Regions from separate parts of the Mus musculus genome. Here region 1 is linked to region 2. A link is a loop called in an ENCODE intact Hi-C map of the cell type or tissue named here. Cell type or tissue: left cerebral cortex. All regions are shown on one strand. Each heading gives the region's core, and the rest is flanking DNA. Links, peaks and the distances in the headings are about the cores only.

The links. A loop is a pair of places that touch in the nucleus more often than their neighbours do. Peaks named below come from ENCODE experiments on the same cell type or tissue, not always from the same donor. Only the 100,000 strongest peaks of a DNase experiment are listed, where the experiment ranks them.
Region 1: it touches region 2 in a loop (2.4-fold over the local background); 3 of 42 quality-filtered maps call a loop at or near these places.

Annotation. Positions count from the first base shown.
Region 1 is chr16:87,117,527-87,126,703 of GRCm38, reverse strand. It overlaps Gm32865 (predicted gene, 32865), which reads left to right. Exons shown (of 2, transcript NR_153792.1): 2 at 1,376-1,668. Among named protein-coding and RNA genes, the nearest start is that of Gm32865, 6.3 kb to the left of the region's middle. In left cerebral cortex, for the core only: no CTCF peak of the experiment used is centred there; DNase peaks (open chromatin) are centred at 1,975 and 4,932; H3K27ac peaks cover 321 bases.
Region 2 is chr16:87,017,722-87,026,898 of GRCm38, reverse strand. All of the region lies in intron 2 of Gm38477 (a long non-coding RNA gene), which reads left to right. Among named protein-coding and RNA genes, the nearest start is that of Gm38477, 27 kb to the left of the region's middle. In left cerebral cortex, for the core only: no CTCF peak of the experiment used is centred there; DNase peaks (open chromatin) are centred at 2,784, 3,011, 4,763, 5,723 and 1 more place; H3K27ac peaks cover 1,036 bases.

The DNA of each region.
Region 1 (9,177 bases), core at 654-8,653, 100 kb before region 2:
AAAATGAATTACATGTTTTTCTGGTCTGGTTTTGGTATTTTCTTTTTGTCTTACTGAATTAGTCTTTTTTAATACACAGGAATGTGCCCTGCTACCTGTGTAGACTCAGCCTTTGTCAGCCTACTGATACAGCAGCTCTCTTGATCAGACTCTACCTCATAAAACCTTAATGTGATTTAGAGAATAAACAGACCAAGGGAAGAGCTCTCTGTGCTTTGAATGTAAGCCTTTCTGTTGTAGTAGGATTTAAAAATCTCATCTGTGGATTGTCATTTGTAAGGGGTGTTCTTCAAAGATGAAGTATTCTTGAGCATCCTGGCTCCTGAGTGGATCTTTTTTGATGGTTGAAAGGGGTACTCCTAACCTGTAAAGAAACCCATCTGAAACCTGCCAGCACACAGACTCATACAAACTTCTCAAGCCACTAGGAGCAAAACTCCTCACACAGCGATGCCACTCTCCATAGCCCCATCTAATGTGTAAATACGTCATATTTGGGAATAGGTGATACCGTTGCCAAAATGCAGTGGATTACTAAACATGGGTCAAAGTGGCAGTCGTGCCAGGAGCCAGATGAATAGGAAGAAATGAGTACTCTGATTACATTTCCTTTTGTGGTGTTCTGACGATTGAAATCAAGTATCTTTATCAAGAGAAAACCTGTGAGGGCTACATCCACAGCCCACCCAGTTCCCCTGCGAGCTCCACTGCTCCTTCCTCTCCCGATTCATCGAGTAGACATCTGTTGCCAAAACATCACGTATTCTGGCTCACTGTTAACTACTGCCATTGGGAAAGCCCAAATGCACAGCGGATACTAGAAGAGTCAGAAGTAGGTATTCTGACATTTTCTAAATATAACTTTCTTCCTTGTAAGCCAGTGCTACAAGAACAAATTTGTTTAATTTCCATTGTGTTGTGAGGACAGTAGAAAGGTGTTGGTAACTCTGACATAACGGAGAATGAAAACATGCTCTGTTTTGGTTTTGGCCAGCACCAAAACAGCTTTCCACGGAACATAGCCCATCTTGGAGAGTTTGAAAAAAAAATATCATTTGTTGTTATTGGGAAAGGTTACCTAATGCACTTCTGCTTAAAAGAAGTTACTTTACTGAAGCTTAGGATAAAACAAATCTTATAATTTTTAAATAGGTTGTCATGATACACACTGTATATCCCAGGGTGACCTTGAACTCACGGCCATCCCAAGTGCTAGGTACTTACAGGATTAGGTCACCATATTCGGTAGGAGAAAGCCCACTTTTAACTACAGCTTATTGACATAAATAAAAAAGGTGACACCATAAAGATCGTGTTTAGGTCATCTTACAATGCTAAACTCGTTAGTAATTCAGATTCTCTGGTTCCATTTCAGATATGCTGAACTACAATCTGTATTGTAAGAAGACTTTCTGTGGATTTATATGGATTTATATCAAGTTTGGGAAGCCCCGGATTCTATCGAGAAGCCTTGTTACTATTTTCCAAGATTTGTTAACTAGCCTAGTCACCAGGCGTGAGGCTCTTAAGAAACAAAAGACTCTTCATGTGTCTTCTTCAGCCCACTCTCTACTTTTATAAAAGGACACTCACTGGCTTGATATATTTGTTCCTCCAATACTAAAAGTATGATGAAAATAATGTAAACCAACAATCTTATGGGAAAGAGATTGGTACTATCTGCTTTTTTTTTCTCCTTTCTAAGTCAGTCGAACAAACTATAATTAAACTAAGTCCTACTCTGGTTTCTTAGAGACAGATGTCTCTAAGTTTTTACCTTGCAGGTGTAAAATATGTAAGAGGGCTTCCCTGATTAATCAGAAGCCCTAGGTGAGAGAAGAAACCCACACTCCACATTCAGTTTGCATCAAATCGATATGCATGTAGGCTTCGGTTTTATATAACGACGTGCATCTGCTGTACATTTTTCTCCCTGGTTCTCTAACTCGATGGAATTTTTGTGCTGAACACACTGAATGCCAGATATAAATTTGTTATGGTTTTTACTACATATATTCCTGGATTTCTTCCCAGACCACTGACTTCGGGTGGGGCCTGGAATATGTATTTTAAAAGCCACCTGGCAGTCAGCAAGGCTTGGAAATTATTGAGCTAGTAGATTCTGAGTGACCAACCAGCATTATAATAGTAAGAAAAATCTAGCACGGTTAGGTACTCTAACTAAATGACTATTTTGGCATTTATTTAAAATAACTAAATTGTTAATTGAGAAAAATTTACTAGTTTGCTTTGACTTACAGACACATTTGCTGCTAAAGAATTTCCAACACACACGCACACACGCACACACACACACACACACACACACACACACACACACACTCAGCACAGATAATCTTGTGGAAATGGTTTGTATTTCCTGGAATGGTATTTTTGAAAAAGAATTTTCCCTAGGGTTGAACCAGTTAGTCCCCCTGGAAAGTCAGTCTATAGTTAGGAAGATAGAGAGATTAGATAGTGATCAGAATGACCCTGAATCAGTTCTGAGTGTTTAAACTCTGCCAACCACGCTCCACAGGTCATCGTAGAGAGGTGCACATCCTTTCTTTGGAAAGAAAAGACTTTGTACTGATTTCAAGAATTATTTTCAAGCAATGTTCCAACCAAACAAAAGAGGCATGGAGATTTTGAGGAGGCTTCTATGTATTTTTATAGGAAAACCACTTAGGGGTAGGCTAATTTTTGGCCATACTCAGTTTAAGAGCTCATTCTGGAGGATGTTCAGTTTCGGGTCAGAGATCAAGAAGGAAAGATAGAGATGGTGATGATGATGGTGATGGTGATGGTGATGATGATGATGGTGATGATGTGTGTGTGTGTGTGTGTGTGTGTGTGTGTGTGTGTGTGTGCATGATCAGCCAAGATCACAGAGCACATACTCAGAAGGTCACAGTGGAGGATAGGAGCCTCTCAGATATGCTCAGATTTTTGCAAAATGTTTTTGCTGAAGCAAAAGCTAACGATACTCTGAGGGTATAATGCTATAGCAACTTGCCCTTTGGACTTAGTTGTCTCTAAGCCATTGTCCATTGGGATGCTTTACTCCCCATTCTTGGTTGGTCCTGAGTATAAGGCCGCTTTTCTGAAGACTCTCCCGGCTAGATGGGGCTGATGTATCATCCTAGTTAGGACAGTGACACTCTCTTAATGCCAGCAGGAGACAGGCTTCAGGATCAGGAAGCAGAGCCATTGGCACCACAGTTTGAGTTTCTCTTGTGTATTCATTCTATAACACTTTAAAAGCATATGTAATTATGATCTAAACCACAAATAAATAAATAAAATTAACCTCCCGAATCTGAATTGCCCAGAAAAGTATAGATTTAATGTTCTGGGGGAATGAAGGCCAAGCCACAATTAAGCAAACATGCTAATTGGATACCATAGAAGGGTTACTTAGTATTGCATCTAATCGTTGTATTTCATTTTAAGTCTGGTAAGCCACAGGCAACACAGTAAGACTTTAGAATACTACAGCTAATTGAATGAACAGAGCAATAGGAAAATACTAATAAAAATCATTTACTGCTTGACTCTGCTGACCATTAATTTTGTTATCATTATTTCCCCTTGCTGTTAGTTCTTTAAAGCGAGGTCTCCAGGACACTGGCTGTCCTGGGACTTGCTATTACGAACAGGCTTTTGATCCGTCTCTGTTTTCTAAGTGCTCAGACTAAAGGATTATGTAAAAGTAACTCTTATTCACCAGATGTAGTCTTCTCTGAGACTTACTGCTGAAAAGCTCACCCTTTTTAGTTCTTTCTGAACTCTGGCTGGCTGGTTCAACCCAGCTGTTCTGGCTCAAACTCCTACCTGACTGATTCAAATTAGCTTTGCGGAGTACTACTCAGCTATTAAAAAGAATGAATTTATGAAATTCCTAGGCAAATGGATGGACCTGGAGGGCATCATCCTGAGCGAGGTAACCCAATCACAAAGGAACTCACACAATATGTACTCACTGATAAGTGGATATTAGCCCAAAACTTAGGATACCCAAGATATAAGATACAATTTTCCAAACTCATGAAACTCTAGAAGAATGAAGACCAAAGTGTGGACCCTGTGCCCCTTCTTAGAATTGGGAACAAAACACCCATGGAAGGAGTTACAGAGACAAAGTTTGGAGCTGTGACAAAAGGATGGACCATCTAGAGACTGCCATATCTAGGGATCCACCCCATAATCAGCTTCCAAATGCTGACACCATTGCATACACTAGCAAGATTTTGCTGAAAGGACCCAGATATAGCTGTCTCTTGTGAGACTATGCCGGGGCCTAGCAAACACAGAAGTGGATGCTCACAGTCAGCTATTGGATGGATCACAGGGCTCCCAATGGAGGAGCTAGAGAAAGTACCCAAGGAGCTAAAGAGATCTGCAACCCTATAGATGGAACAACATTATGAACTAACCAGTACTCCGGAGCTCTTGTCTCTAGCTGCATATGTATCAAAAGATGGCCTAGTCGGCCATCACTGGAAAGAGAGACCCATTGGACACACAAACTTTATATGCCTCAGTACAGGGGAACGCCAGAGCCAAAAAAAATGGGAATGGGTGGGTAGGGAAGTGGGGGGGGGGAGGGTATGGGGGAGTTTTGGGATAGCATTGGAAATGTAATTGAGGAAAACACATAATAAACAAACAAACAAACAAACAAAAACAAATTATCTTTGCGCAGTTTCTGACTGGATTGCTCTGCTTAGCCTAAAACTAACTGTGGCAATTTGTTCTAATCTTCTGGCTCCTTCTCATTCTCTGGCTTGTTCTGTCTTCACCTGTAACCTGTCTCGGTAAAGCTGCCTCCTCCTCCTCCTCTTCTTTCCCCTGCTCTCCCACTCTGCACACCCTCTCTAAAGTTGCCTTTTTCCTGTCTGTTCTTGGGAGAGTTGGGCATAGCCTATATTTGACTCATTCTGTCAAATCTTTCTCTGAGTCATCACTTTGTCCCAGAATTAGATGCCATTTTCAAAGATGGCTGTTTCCTTCTAAAAACTAACCTTATTTTCATTGTTTAGGGTTAAAGGTGTATACTAAGGGCATGTCTGTATTCTAGCCATATTATACTGTAATCCAGGGCATGTTTGCATTCCATTGGGATCACATAGACCTAGAAGGTCTTTGGATATGATCCCTTGTCATAGCAGTCAAGTTTCTGGACTAAAATTACTCTATAAGGGTATAAGACACTGTGCATGACCACAACTATTTTTATCCTTAGTTTGAGTCCTGGCTCTAGCTCCTAGGAGCTAGCATTTGTAAGATTGCTCAATTCTTCTAACTCTTGTCCTTTATGTTGGTATAATGAGTCCAGGGACTTATAACCTTGATTCAGATTTACAGGATAGAAATGTATTCCAATGTTAAAAATATAAAACTAGGATAAATAGTTCTTCCAATATCTCAGGAAGCTTTGTATGGTTAGGCAACCTTGGCTAACCTGGGCTTCAAGATGAGGACTCCTTTAAATCTTTCAGACTTCTAGTGTCAGCCCGTACAGACATACATTATTAGCTTTGAGGTCTTATGACTGAGATGAAACCCCTGTCTACAGCCTATGGGGGGGCCTTTTAAACCTGCCTCTTCTCTACACGACTGAGTTCTATGAGCTGACTTAAGGATCAGTACCGTTCACCAACAAAGGGAAATATTCATCAAAATGTTCAAAGCAGATAGCAGATTATCAGAAGCCACAATGGCAGTGTGTGACCAAGGAGTCAGGCCTGAAGAGCTGATTTTTTTTTTCTAGCTCTGGATCTTTCTACTAGTTCAGGGAGTGAGGACAAGGCACTGATTTTCTTCATTGCCTCCCTCCCCGTTCAGGAATCAAATTAAAAAAAAAAATCCCACAAGCCTTCAAGAGTAAATTCCACTCTAAGTTAGGATTTGTAACCAAGGGCAATGTACTCACAGTTGGATGAATGCAAAACTCCAAGTAAGGGTGGCTAAGAAAAAAGAAAAGAGTGGAGACATTTCATTTTCACATCACTAAAACAGTGGAATATAGCACTTGTTCCAAAAGAGTAAAGAAAGGTTTATAAACTATAGGTTTATAGGGATAAACTTTCAGGTTTAAGAAAGCCTGAAAACTATTTCCAAGTCAACACTCTCCTCACCTGTTTCTTTAATTAATGAAAACAAGCATGGGCAGTTGAGAGAAGGTGATATTGTAAAGATTAAGCTGTTTTTTACTTTCACTACACTAGTGGGTCCTCTAATGTAGTTTGTTAGCTCATTATGTAACTTTGTGCCTTCTCAACTTTCACCTGGATGCTAGTAAGGTGTAGATATATGAAAACTTAATCTTCAAAGGACAGAAAATCTGAAAAAAAGTTGAGGTTATTACATCACTTTTAGAGATGTCAGCCATGATTATTCCTGGGTCAGATTTGAGTCTTGTCTAAGCTTCTAGGAATGTAGATTTTAAAAGAAGATGCTTTAAATGACTTGTCTGTTGTATTTTGTCATATGTGTTTTGCATAGCCCTGCATTCACCAACATTCACCAACATCTTTGCTTATCTTGGGATTTTTTTTATTTTTATTTTTTGGAAATGTACATGACAGAATACATATGGTATGTGGATGTTAATGAAGACACCATACAGCTTGCATGCTGCATATAGAAATATCAAGCTGACACTAAGTAGGCAGTGTTCTTTGTGCTGATAAATCCCATAGTGCTAAAAGAAGCTATATGGGCTGTTAGGGTAGGATTGTTGGATAAAGGCACCAATAGTCTTACCTAGTTGTGAACTTTATGAAGTATAATACCAAGTTGCCAGGAAGGATGTGTCCATTGGTGCAATGGTGGCATGGCTCTTATGGTTGTTACCAACCATTCTCTGATTGAATTATGGACCATACTAAACATACAAATAATCAAACAAACACACAAACAAATAAACACACAAGCAAACACCTACTATTGCAAACCCCATACAAACCCATGACTGATGAGGCCCTTAATTTTAGGAGCAACTTAAGACTGACGTTCAGCTAAATTGATATAGCATAAACCTGTCTAAATATTTATGTTTATACCACAGAGTAAGGCTATCTCAGAAAACTTTCCACAGAACAGAGGCAAATGTGAAGCATCATAGATGTGTAAAGCAAGATGCTGAGAATTGTAGATGTCTGAGGGCTCAGATACAAAGAGAAATACGATTTCCTTACACCTTATGACAGAAGTTACTGATTTAAATTCGTATAAAATAGAAATATCTTATGGAAAAGATCGTGGAATATCTTGGTGGATGTTAGAGGCTACTTGAGTTTGGGATTCAAAATTCCTGTGATTGGCTTTAGTTTAAACTTTTCCTGAAGCCAAAGATGTGATTTTAATATAACATTCCCCTATACTTCCATTAAACTAGAAATAAACATTTTTGTTGTTAAATTATATCTTTCTTAAAGATGGGTCATGTTAATACACTTACCAAGACAAATTAAAACTTTTTTTTTTGGTAATAAGACAAGGTATTTCTGCATTTCACTGACTCTAGGTTTTGCTTGCTCATGAGTTTGAGCTGCTGGCAGTTGCTGGGCACTGCAACCTGGCATCAGAGTTTTAAGAGGCATTTTTGCAGACTGAGTCACATGGCGTTTGTCTAGGATTATGGTTTGTGGGAAGAGTATGTTCTTGATGTGATATTGATTTGCATGCTACTCTTAGCTGTTAGTGACCCAAACTCAAATTAAAGCCATATTACTTTCACAGGGCCATCCATTGCTGTTGACAATGGTAGAGAAAGGAAGCATTGATCTGGGAGCTCTTTCATTCTGCTCTGTACACAGAATGAGCAAAATATTCTCAAAGAGGGCATATTAAAGAAGGACCTGGATAAAATGATGGATTTATTGGTATCCTGTGGTAAGAAAGCAAAAGAGCTCTTTTACGAGTTCATTTTACTGTCACTGGGAGAGGAACCAATGGGTGATGAGATACCAACTTCGCATATTATCTGAGTCTTCTAATTTAGTAAATCTACAGAATGGTTATCAGTTTGATCTGGCTTCAGTTTCAAATTTCAGTGACCTTGTGCCAGGTTAGGATATTTATTCTTTTTTTTTTTTTTTTTTTTTTTTTTTTTTTGCTTGGTTCTTTTTTTTTTTTTTTTTTTTTTCTTTCCATTTTTTATTAGGTATTTAGCTCCTTTACATTTCCAATGCTATACCAAAAGTCCCCCTTACCCACCCACCCCCACTCCCCTACCCACCCACTCCCCCCCTTTGGCCCTGGCGTTCCCCTGTACCGGGGCACACAAAGTCTGCGTGTCCAATGGGCCTCTCTTTCCAGTGATGGCCGACTAGGCCATCTTTTGATACATATGCAGCTAGAGTCAAGAGCTCAGGGGTACTGGTTAGTTCATAATGTTGTTCCACCTATAGGGTTGAAGATCCCTTTAGCTCCTTGGGTACTTTCTCTAGCTCCTCCATTGGGAGCCCTGTGATCCATCCATTAGCTGACTGTGAGCATCCACTTCTGTGTTTGCTAGGCCCCGGCATAGTCTCACAAGAGACAGCTACATCTGGGTCCTTTCGATAAAATCTTGCTAGTATATGCAATGGTGTCAGCGTTTGGATGCTGATTATGGGGTGGATCCCTGGATATGGCAGTCTCTACATGGTCCATCCTTTCATCTCAGCTCCAAACTTTGTTTCTGTAACTCCTTCCATGGGTGTTTTGTTCCCACTTCTAAGGAGGGGCATAGTGTCCACACTTCAGTCTTCATTTTTCTTGAGTTTCATGTGTTTAGGAAATTGTATCTTATATCGTGGGTATCCTAGGTTTTGGGCTAGTATCCACTTATCAGTGAGTACATATTGTGTGAGTTCCTTTGTGATTGTGTTACCTCACTCAGGATGATGCTCTCCAGGTCCATCCATTTGGCTAGGAATTTCATAAATTCATTCTTTTTAATAGCTGAGTAGTACTCCATTGTGTAGATGTACCACATTTTCTGTATCCATTCCTCTGTTGAGGGGCATCTGGGTTCTTTCCAGTTTCTGGCTATTATAAATAAGGCTGCTATGAACATAGTGGAGCATGTGTCCTTCTTACCAGTTGGGGCTTCTTCTGGATATATGCCCAGGAGAGGTATTGCTGGATCCTCCGGTAGTACTATGTCCAATTTTCTGAGGAACCGCC
Region 2 (9,177 bases), core at 858-8,857:
ATATAGGAAAGCCGTAGTCTAGATGGGTTTTTGTACAAGAAATAATGGATAGTTGGGTCCTTCTTCTACTAGAGACTTACTTAGCCCTTATCATGTATTTGGGGATAATACTCAGAGGAAATGTTGAATAGGTTGTCTCTTCCCCAGGACCATCAATGGAGTCTTGATATCACCTGGGTCACTCAACAAATCTCTGGGACCAGGTTGTGAAAAATATGTCACTGCTTTCAAAAGTTATGGCATCTTCCTAATCCTCGAAAGACTTGATGCCCCAGGGAAGAGGGATGTCTGGTGGGAGGGTGGAGAGGGGGAGTACCCTCTCTCTGAGGCAAGAGGGAGAGATAATGGGATGAGGGACTGTGGGAGGGGTGACCAGGAGGGGGGACGACAGTTGGAATATAAATAAATAAAATAATAATAAAAAATTATCACATTTTGAAGCTTTTTTGTTGCTGTAAAGATGTAATCTCAATTGGGTGTTTTTATCCTGCCTTTGACCATTCAGTTCCCAGATAAAAGACATAAAACCTTTATATTCATAATAAGCCTTTATCAAAACTAGAGCTGGACAGAAATCTACCCTTTAACTATTAAATTCTACTTCCCTATGGTCCTCCTCAGACCCCAACTCTGGGAACTGAAACTCCACCTATCTCTCTTCTATCTAGCTATAGGTTGTAGACATCTTTATTGATCAACAAGGGATAACTTGGTGGGCAAGGTTACGTAGCATCAATTGGGTCTGTGAAAATCGCCTCATCCAGGGGGCAATCAGAGCCAGAATTTAGAATTACATTATATAGCAACAGATCAAACCTTAACCCTTGTTCATAGTTACTTGCTAAATAAATTATTCTTAGGGTAGTTAGGGTAAAATAAACAGAAAGGGATATTAGGAAATGCATATCTTCTAGAAGTGGGGAAATAAAATGATTGGTTTCAAAACAGATATCTTGGGTTGTTCAGATTTGTAATAAACATATATTCCATTTTGGTACTTTGTGATATAAAGTAGGGTTTGGCTATCTGTGACCTATGGGTAAACTCTTCCATCTATTTCTTTGCATATTATTTATGACAGAGTTTTCTAGTTTCTAGAGAACAGACTTCAAATCCCGCATGTGAATTTACAAAAACCGCTTACCAATGCCCATGTTGATAGGAGTTTTTGAACAGTTGGAATCAGTAGGAGGGATTCCCTAGTATTTGACATCAGTGGAGAAAATAAATTTGATATTTAAGGTGACCAGTGTTTATAGTCTGAAGTCCTATATGAAATGGTCTTGAACTGGAATCACGAACTACAGACTCTCAGATGAATTAATTAGTGGAAGGGAGGTAAAGCAATTAACATCCACTCTAAGGGACTGGAATTAGCATTCCTGTATCCTAAGCCTAAAGCCATATGGTCTCCACTCTTCTGATTCTACCCCAGAGCTGAAGGAATCTACTTATAGAGAAGGCGCATCTGAAGGAGGTTCTGAAATTCTGAGATGACCCGAGAGCTCTCGACATATGGTAATCTACCTCTCAACACTGCAAATTCATTCGTATGGACCAGCAAGCTCTTCCTTTAGGGCACAATGGGCCTTGGGCAGGGTGAGCATGCTGTGTGTAGCTCTAAGTCACTTGCCTTTTCAGATAATGTATCTTTGTTATTAATATTAATGTTTTTCTTCTTCTTCCACTCTGGATTTTATTCCCATCCTGGTCTACCCTCTGAATGTTCTACATCCCATACAGCCTCCCCACCCTCCTGTTTCCACAAGGATGCCTCCCCTGCCACCAGACGTCTAAAGTCCCTGGGGCCTCCAGTCTCTTGAGGGTTAGGTGCATCATCTCTGACTAAACACAGACATGGCAGTCCTGTGCTGTATATGTGTTGGGGGCCTCATATCAGTTGGTGCATGCTGCCTGGATGGTGGTCCAGTATCTGAGAGATCTCAGGAGTCCAGGTAATTGACACTGCTGGCCCTCCTACAGGGTCACCCTCTGCCTCAGCTTCTTTCAGCTTTTCCCTTATTTAACTACAGGGGTCAGCAGCTTCTGTCCATTGGTTGGGTGCAAATATCTGCATCTGACTCTTTCAGTTGCTTTTTGGGTCTTTCAGAGTGCAGTCATACTAGGTCCCTTTTTGTGAGCACTCCATAGCCTCAGTAATTGTGTCAGGCCTTGGGGCCTCCACTTGAGCTGGATTCCACTTTGGGCCTGTTGCTGGACCTTTTTTTCCTCAGGCTTTTCTCCATTTCCATCCCTGCAGTTCTTTCAGACAGGAACACTTATGGATCAGAGTTGTAACTGTGGGATAGCAGCCCTATTCCCTTACTTGATGTCCTGTCTTCCTGCTGGAGATGGGCTCTACAAGTTCCCTCTTGCTACTGTAGGGCATTTCATCTAGGGTCCCTCTCTTTAAGTCCTGAGAGTCTCTCACCTCCCAGGTCTCTGGTGAATTCTGGAGGGTCCCCCCTAAGCTCCTACCTCCTGAGGTTGCCTGTTTCCATTCTTTCTGCTGACCCTCAGGGCTTTAGTCCTTTTTTCCCCCACTCAATATCATATCACATTCCCCTCTCCTCTCCCCTGTCTGCTTTCCCTCCCAGGTCCCTCTCTCCCTCCCCCATTATGGTTGCTTTCTTCTCTCTCCCCAGTGGGCTCTTCAGCTTGTTGACATTTTTGGGTTCTGTGGACTCTAAGGAACACCTGTTCTGTTAAAGAGATGAGCTGTGCTGAGCAGAGGGAGTTCTGTGGGCATAGCACTGGCATAACAACAAGGGTGGAAGACACTATTTCTAAGCTTGGCCAGATGACACAAATGACAGATCTGGAATGGACATTGGGCATGAGGAGAAATGAAAAGGACAGGAATCAGAAGATGATAAATTCACTGTCTCATTCATGAATGTTCTGGTTAATCATTGCCATACAGAAAGAAGGGAGACTAGACAACTAGATCATAGGATGAGTGTTTTGCTGATTCTTAAATTCATAACATTTCTTTGTTGCTCTATATCCAGCCTCTTGTTTTATCTCATGGTTGCCTAGATACACAGCTTTGGGTGCTGACAAATTCCCAAGGATGAGAATCTTGGCTCTTTGAGAACTCTAGAATTGTGTCTCTAAAGACATTTCTCAGCCACAGAATGTCATCAGAGCAAATTTGTGGCCTCTTAATATTTTCCAGAGGACAGTAAATTTTGGACATAGCCCTATCAAAGGGAACATGGGACTTCAGGAAGTTTCAGAAATGTGTAGTTTCCAGTTAGAATGGTGTCAGTGTGACATTTTGTGTGATACATAGTGTTCTCTGCTCAAAGATGTTTCTGGGACAGAGAAGAAACGTTGTGAACTTTTGTGTCAAGATATGAACAAGGGAGAAACTGGACTGGAAGGATCCTCTTTGTACCTGAGCTCTGTTAGAAGGAAACTGGAACTATAATCTCTTTTCCTGGCAGTGCCTTCTCTTCTCCTGGCAGCATCCTCTTCACAAAGTGGAGTTGATGTGGTTTTCAGTGTCACTTTTCAACAGGTGACAGAAAGTCCATTGTGTATACAATAGGAAATGTTTTTATTTTGAAAATAACTTTCTGAAAAAAAAAACAGATATGAATTATATGCCTTTCACATTCTAAGAGCTATATTGGAGTCTATAATGCTTCAGTATTTCATTTAACACAAAAAATTTAAAATGCACATGTAAGGTGAACTTAATGAAGTTAATTTAATTACTTATAGTAGCAGTCAACACTAGAAAAAGCTACAGAATTATTTTTTTAATTAGATGTTTTTTTCATTTACATTTCAAATACTATCTCCTTTCTTAGTTTCCTCCCCTATACCCTCCTCCTCCCCCTGCTCCCCAGCCTACCCACTTCCACTTCCTGGCCCTAGTATTCCCCTATAATGGGGCATAGAATCTTCAAGCTGCAGAATTAACCCTATAACCATCAAACCTTTCCAGTGGTATGTGCTGTCCTTGCTTAACTCATATGGTAGAGAATCTCTCTTTGTAATGTTGAGAGTGAACTGAATTGGGACTGCCATTTGGGGAATTCTGTTTCTGCTCTTTCTCATAACTGGTGTCTGTAAAAGGAACATTAAAATTTTGCTGCTGTGTTTTTTGATTGGTTAAGATAAAAGAGAGAGATTGAATTAGTCTGTTTCTCTTAAACCTCAGAAGACTACTGTTTACCTCTATGCTTCCTATGGCCCTGAACCATGATCACCATCCCATCTCTTTCACTTGGATCCTTTGGATATTTTCTCTAAACCTGAATATTTTACTATTTTACTTCAGATTTCCCTTTATTTAGAAGTATTCCTTCTGGTTATTTTAGAACTTCTGTGTGACTATTGGTTTCATGGAGTTTGGGATGAGTAGGTTAGACTCTCACCTCTTTGTCCAAGCTAGAAGCTACTAGATTCCTACTCACCTCGAGGAGCTAAGATCCCGTGAGTTCCAAATCTCTACACATTTCTCCAGCCTCACTTTTTCTTGTGTCAAATATGACCAAAATCTTACATAAGTCACTGGCATGTTAGATTTATGTAGGGATGCAGCTATTCTATTATTTTACAAACTAAGTTATTTGGGTAATATAATAGCTGATCGACCCCACAAGAGTGTGTTCCACAGCCTTTCCAAGTAAAGCTCATGAATCATTATGATTTCATCAAGTTTGAAGAGAAGGAATGACTGATTGGTGGTGGTATGAGTCAATGCCAGCGAATTCATAAAAACACGTAGCTGGGTTTTTAATGTTTCTGAAAGTGTTACATGGATAATTTTGGATAAGAAAGGAGCAGGAATGGAGTAGGAAGAGGAGAGCGAGGGAAAGAGAGAATGAGGGGGCTTGTGGTTTAGCGTGTCTTCTAACGAAGCAAAAGGTGGTGTTTCAGACTGAGTCATTGGAGTGGGGTTAAGCAGGTACATAATTAATTTGACTTGATGGGATTTTCTATGCTTTACCCCAGTTATTTGGAGAGCATGGAATAAGATGATATTTACTCACAAGCCTAAGTTATATAGGACAGTAAAGGTGGGAGCTCGGGAGCTTCTGTTTTGGTAAGAAGGTTTCTTCCACCCTGAACAATTATAAGCATACTTGGGAATTGAGGCTGAAATGGGGGAATGTGTATTTGAGCAGTGGTAAAGCTCTGGATAACAAATGTTTTAAAAATAACAGTGATGTCTTGAGGCTGCTGTTAGCTATCAAGGGCTGATAGAGTAGAAATCTCTCCTGACTTGGCTGAGCAGAGTCAGGACGAGGCAGATGCTGGTAGACTCTTTCAGTTGCATTTAATCTTTTTAAAATGCATCATTCAACCTCCAAGTCTTTCATATGACGTCAATCATATTATTTGAAACAATGTAGCTAAATTCTAAATTACAAATAGTTAAGTTTTAATATTAGAATTTGAGGCTCGATTTCAAGAGACACTATCTTCACAACACCCCCACACACTAGAGTATGCCAATGAAATTTAAAAAAATGATTGTTTCAAGAAGTTAACAGAATTGAAATCTAGAGAAAGGAGAAGTTAGGAAGTCTGTAGGTTTTGAGTTAGGTCTTAAAAAACACAAGCGGAAACTCAATAGGACAAAGTCATCTGTGACCTTAACTTTTAATTTATTTCAAATGTAGTTGATCTGGTAACAACATCTCATGCTTCCAGATCTACACTCATCCCACAAATGTTTCCTGTGTTAAAAGTAGGAGGCATCTTGGCTGTATATGTGTGGGGGAGGGTAGTGAAACATGGCATTTCCAGAAGGTTCTTTTCTACCTTTCAGCTTGTTTGCAAACTATGTTCCGGAAATCGTATTGGTGTGTCAAACTCATTTGCTCTTAAAGTGAAACTTTCTTGAGTGTTTATCTTAACAAGTAGCTCATGTTGGCTGTCCCAATCTCTTATCCCCACAAAGAGGGATTCCCAATAAACTTACAAGTGATCCATGGTTTCAGCAGTACCTCTAATCTATGAAACAGATACTTTTCTCATCACAGATTTTCTTTTGGGTATAGTTTGAAATTCTTCATCTGAAGAAACTGCTTCAATGGCTACAAAAACTAGAAGTGAGGACTTAAAAAGGATTAATAGTTTAAATTGATCAGCGTTCAATAAAAGCTTGGATATTACTCTGAATTGGTCAGTTTCCAGAACCCAAAGGCTTGGATATGATTCAAGAATTTGGAGGACAGGAGGGCATTTGGATTATATACAAAAAGTTTCAGCTTTTTTCTTGTAACTATATTAGACTGATAAGAACGTGATATTTATATATGGAAAAGAAGCAGTTGACAAAGTCTTTTTAGCTGCATCTTTGGCGTGTGTGGACAAGGTGCTATGTATACTGACATTTTGTTGTTGTTATGAGAGTAAGTGGTATCTTGTTCTTTTTTTCTTTCCCTGTTACTGTAGTAAAATACTCTGACAGAAACATCATAAGGGGGCTGAGATTTATTTCCACTCATGGGTCCATGGTACAGTCAGTGTATTGTGAGAGAATCTTGTTGTCCCATAAAACTGGAGAGTTGGATTCCAAAGTTAGTGATCTTCAGGAACATTTTCTCTCTGAACTTCTCAGGAAACCCCACTTTATATGTTTTTAAGTTACTGGTGTTTTTCAGTAAGTTTTTTCCTATTTCTTCTTTAGTGGGTTCATCCCATAGTAGAAACACTCTGTTACACGGTGTAGAAGGCTTATGCAGAAGAATCGCTGGAGCTCAAAAGTTCAAGAAATACTTGTTTAATGTAGGGGAACCGAGCATAAAATAATATGAACAAAGCTGTGATGAGGTCTTGGGGCAGGGTCTGGTCCCCAGCATCACACAGACGCATGCAAATGTATATGTACAGAGATCATATTTGCAAGTGAGGTCACATTATGAAGAACTGGGCTCATGGTGTCAATACGTATTTCGGGGTCCTTTCAACCCACAATGGAGCTATCTTTCTCAATTTAGAAACAGTAAGACTTTCTTTTCACCCCTGTAGTCATTTTCCCCCTATAAACAAATTGTTATATTTTTTTCAAAAATTGAAATATGTAAAAGTAAGAAAGTTTAATTAATTAATTAATTAATTATATATTTTTATTACGTATTTTCCTCAATTACATTTCCAATGCTATCCCAAAAGTCCCCCATACCCTCCCCCCCACTCCCCTACCCACCCATTCCCACTTTTTGGCCCTGGCATTCCCCTGTACTGGGGCATATAAAGTTTGCAAGTCCAATGGGCCTCTCTTTCCAGTGATGGCCGACTAGGCCATCTTTTGATACATATGCAGCTAGAGTCAAGAGCTCCGGGGTACTGGTTAGTTCATAATGTTGTTCCACCTATAGGGTTGCAGATCCCTTTAGCTCCTTGGGTACTTTCTCTAGCTCCTCCATTGGGGTCCTGTGATCCATCTAATAGCTGACTGTGAGCATCCACTTCTGTGTTTGCTAGGCCCCGGCCTAGTCTCACAACATGTAGACATGGGCAATCACAGGAAAACTGACAATAGAGACACCCCCAAACCATGATCCTTGCTATTCCAGGGTATAGGAACAGAGAAAGCTTTGATTTTTGAGGATGCCAATCCAAAAATTTCACCCAACTTGTCACTTATACATTCTGCATTTTAGAAAAGAAAATATTGATGCCTGCTTAATTATTTTTCCTCCAAAGACGCAGGAAAGCACTGACACTTGCTGAACACGGATAGCTGCGATGCCCAAAGGAATGTCCTGAAGCTTTGGAGCTTAGTAGATATTTCATGGAGGTGATATCTGAGTAGTGTAGATCTGCCTCCTGCGTATGGATGCAGAGGTTAGCAATGATACATTAACACATCACTCACAGCCCATCCAAGGCTTTCCAGGCCAATCTGCAGGCTTCAGGTCTCTGCCTCTTTCCTCTCCCTAAACTTCAAAAAGGATCAGAAGAACTTGAAGGGCAAAGGGACCTTGTTTAATACTTTGTAAATGTGTGTTTTTATTCTGTATCTAAAACAAAGTTTCCTCATATGTTTGCATATTTTAATGTCTGTCATCAGTTTCTTTGTTTCAACTATTTACTATACATATGTTAACTTATTCTTTGAAAATTTTATATATTTATATGATGAAGTATGATGATATTCCCCATTTCCTCCCTCTAACTCTCCCTGATAAGTCTCCATCCCTTTCTCACACACTAAGTCCATTTAATACAGCTCATATCTGCCTGAGTATGGGACAGTAAATTGGAGAATGGCAACCTACTAGGGGTCACCCTCTGAAGAATGACTTTCCTTCTCTCAGGAACTATCCACTACTCTAGCTCCTTCCGTATCTACATTGTAGTTTTAGCAGGCTTCATCTCGTACAGGTCTTATGCAGGTAACCACAACTGTGAGTTTTTAAGTGCAGTGGCCTAGTTATAACCAGGAAACAGCATTTCACAACACTTCTCCTGATCCTATGGCTCTAGCTTCTCCTAGGCACTGTCCCCTGAGCCTTGGTGAGGAAGTTGGTAATACTGACCCATTTGAGACAGAGCAATTTCCGTCTTTTGTTCTTAGTTCTTTGACCAGCTATGAGTCTTTTTGTTAACTGCTCCCCACACAAAAGTAAATGTCTATGACCAAGGTTGAGAAGGGTTTGGCAGTATGACCATTGTCTTTAAGCCACTTATGAACAGTGAAACTCTACCATTTATTTTCTGGGTGTACACTGTATATCTGAAGTGAATCCCAAAGGCATCACCCTAGAGGTCCTTTGTCTTAGTGCTTGGGTAAAATATGGAACCTGTCACTGCTAGGCTAATGTGTAATTACTCACAGATTAGTCCTTCCTTTCAGAGATGGGCCTTCCAAAGCAGAGTTTGAATGAAACCAGGCCATTCCTTAGGAGGACAGGCTGCAATTACAAATGCATTTGTTTTCCAGATCTGGGTGAATCTTGAGTTGCAAAAGTAAAAAGACAATGCTCAGGCAAGGCTGGTGTTTCCACTCGAATCTGGAAAAACTATTATTTGCTTCTCAGATGCCAACCACACTGGGAGCTTACATACCCCAAAAGTAATGTATGTGACAGTGGAAACTTCTTCCTCACGTTTCTGTTAATGTTGAGGCCGGCATCATTCCTGAGCTGGCCTGTTATTATAGGTCCATATAAACTGCAGTAAACTAAGTGGAGTGTGTGTGTGTGTGTG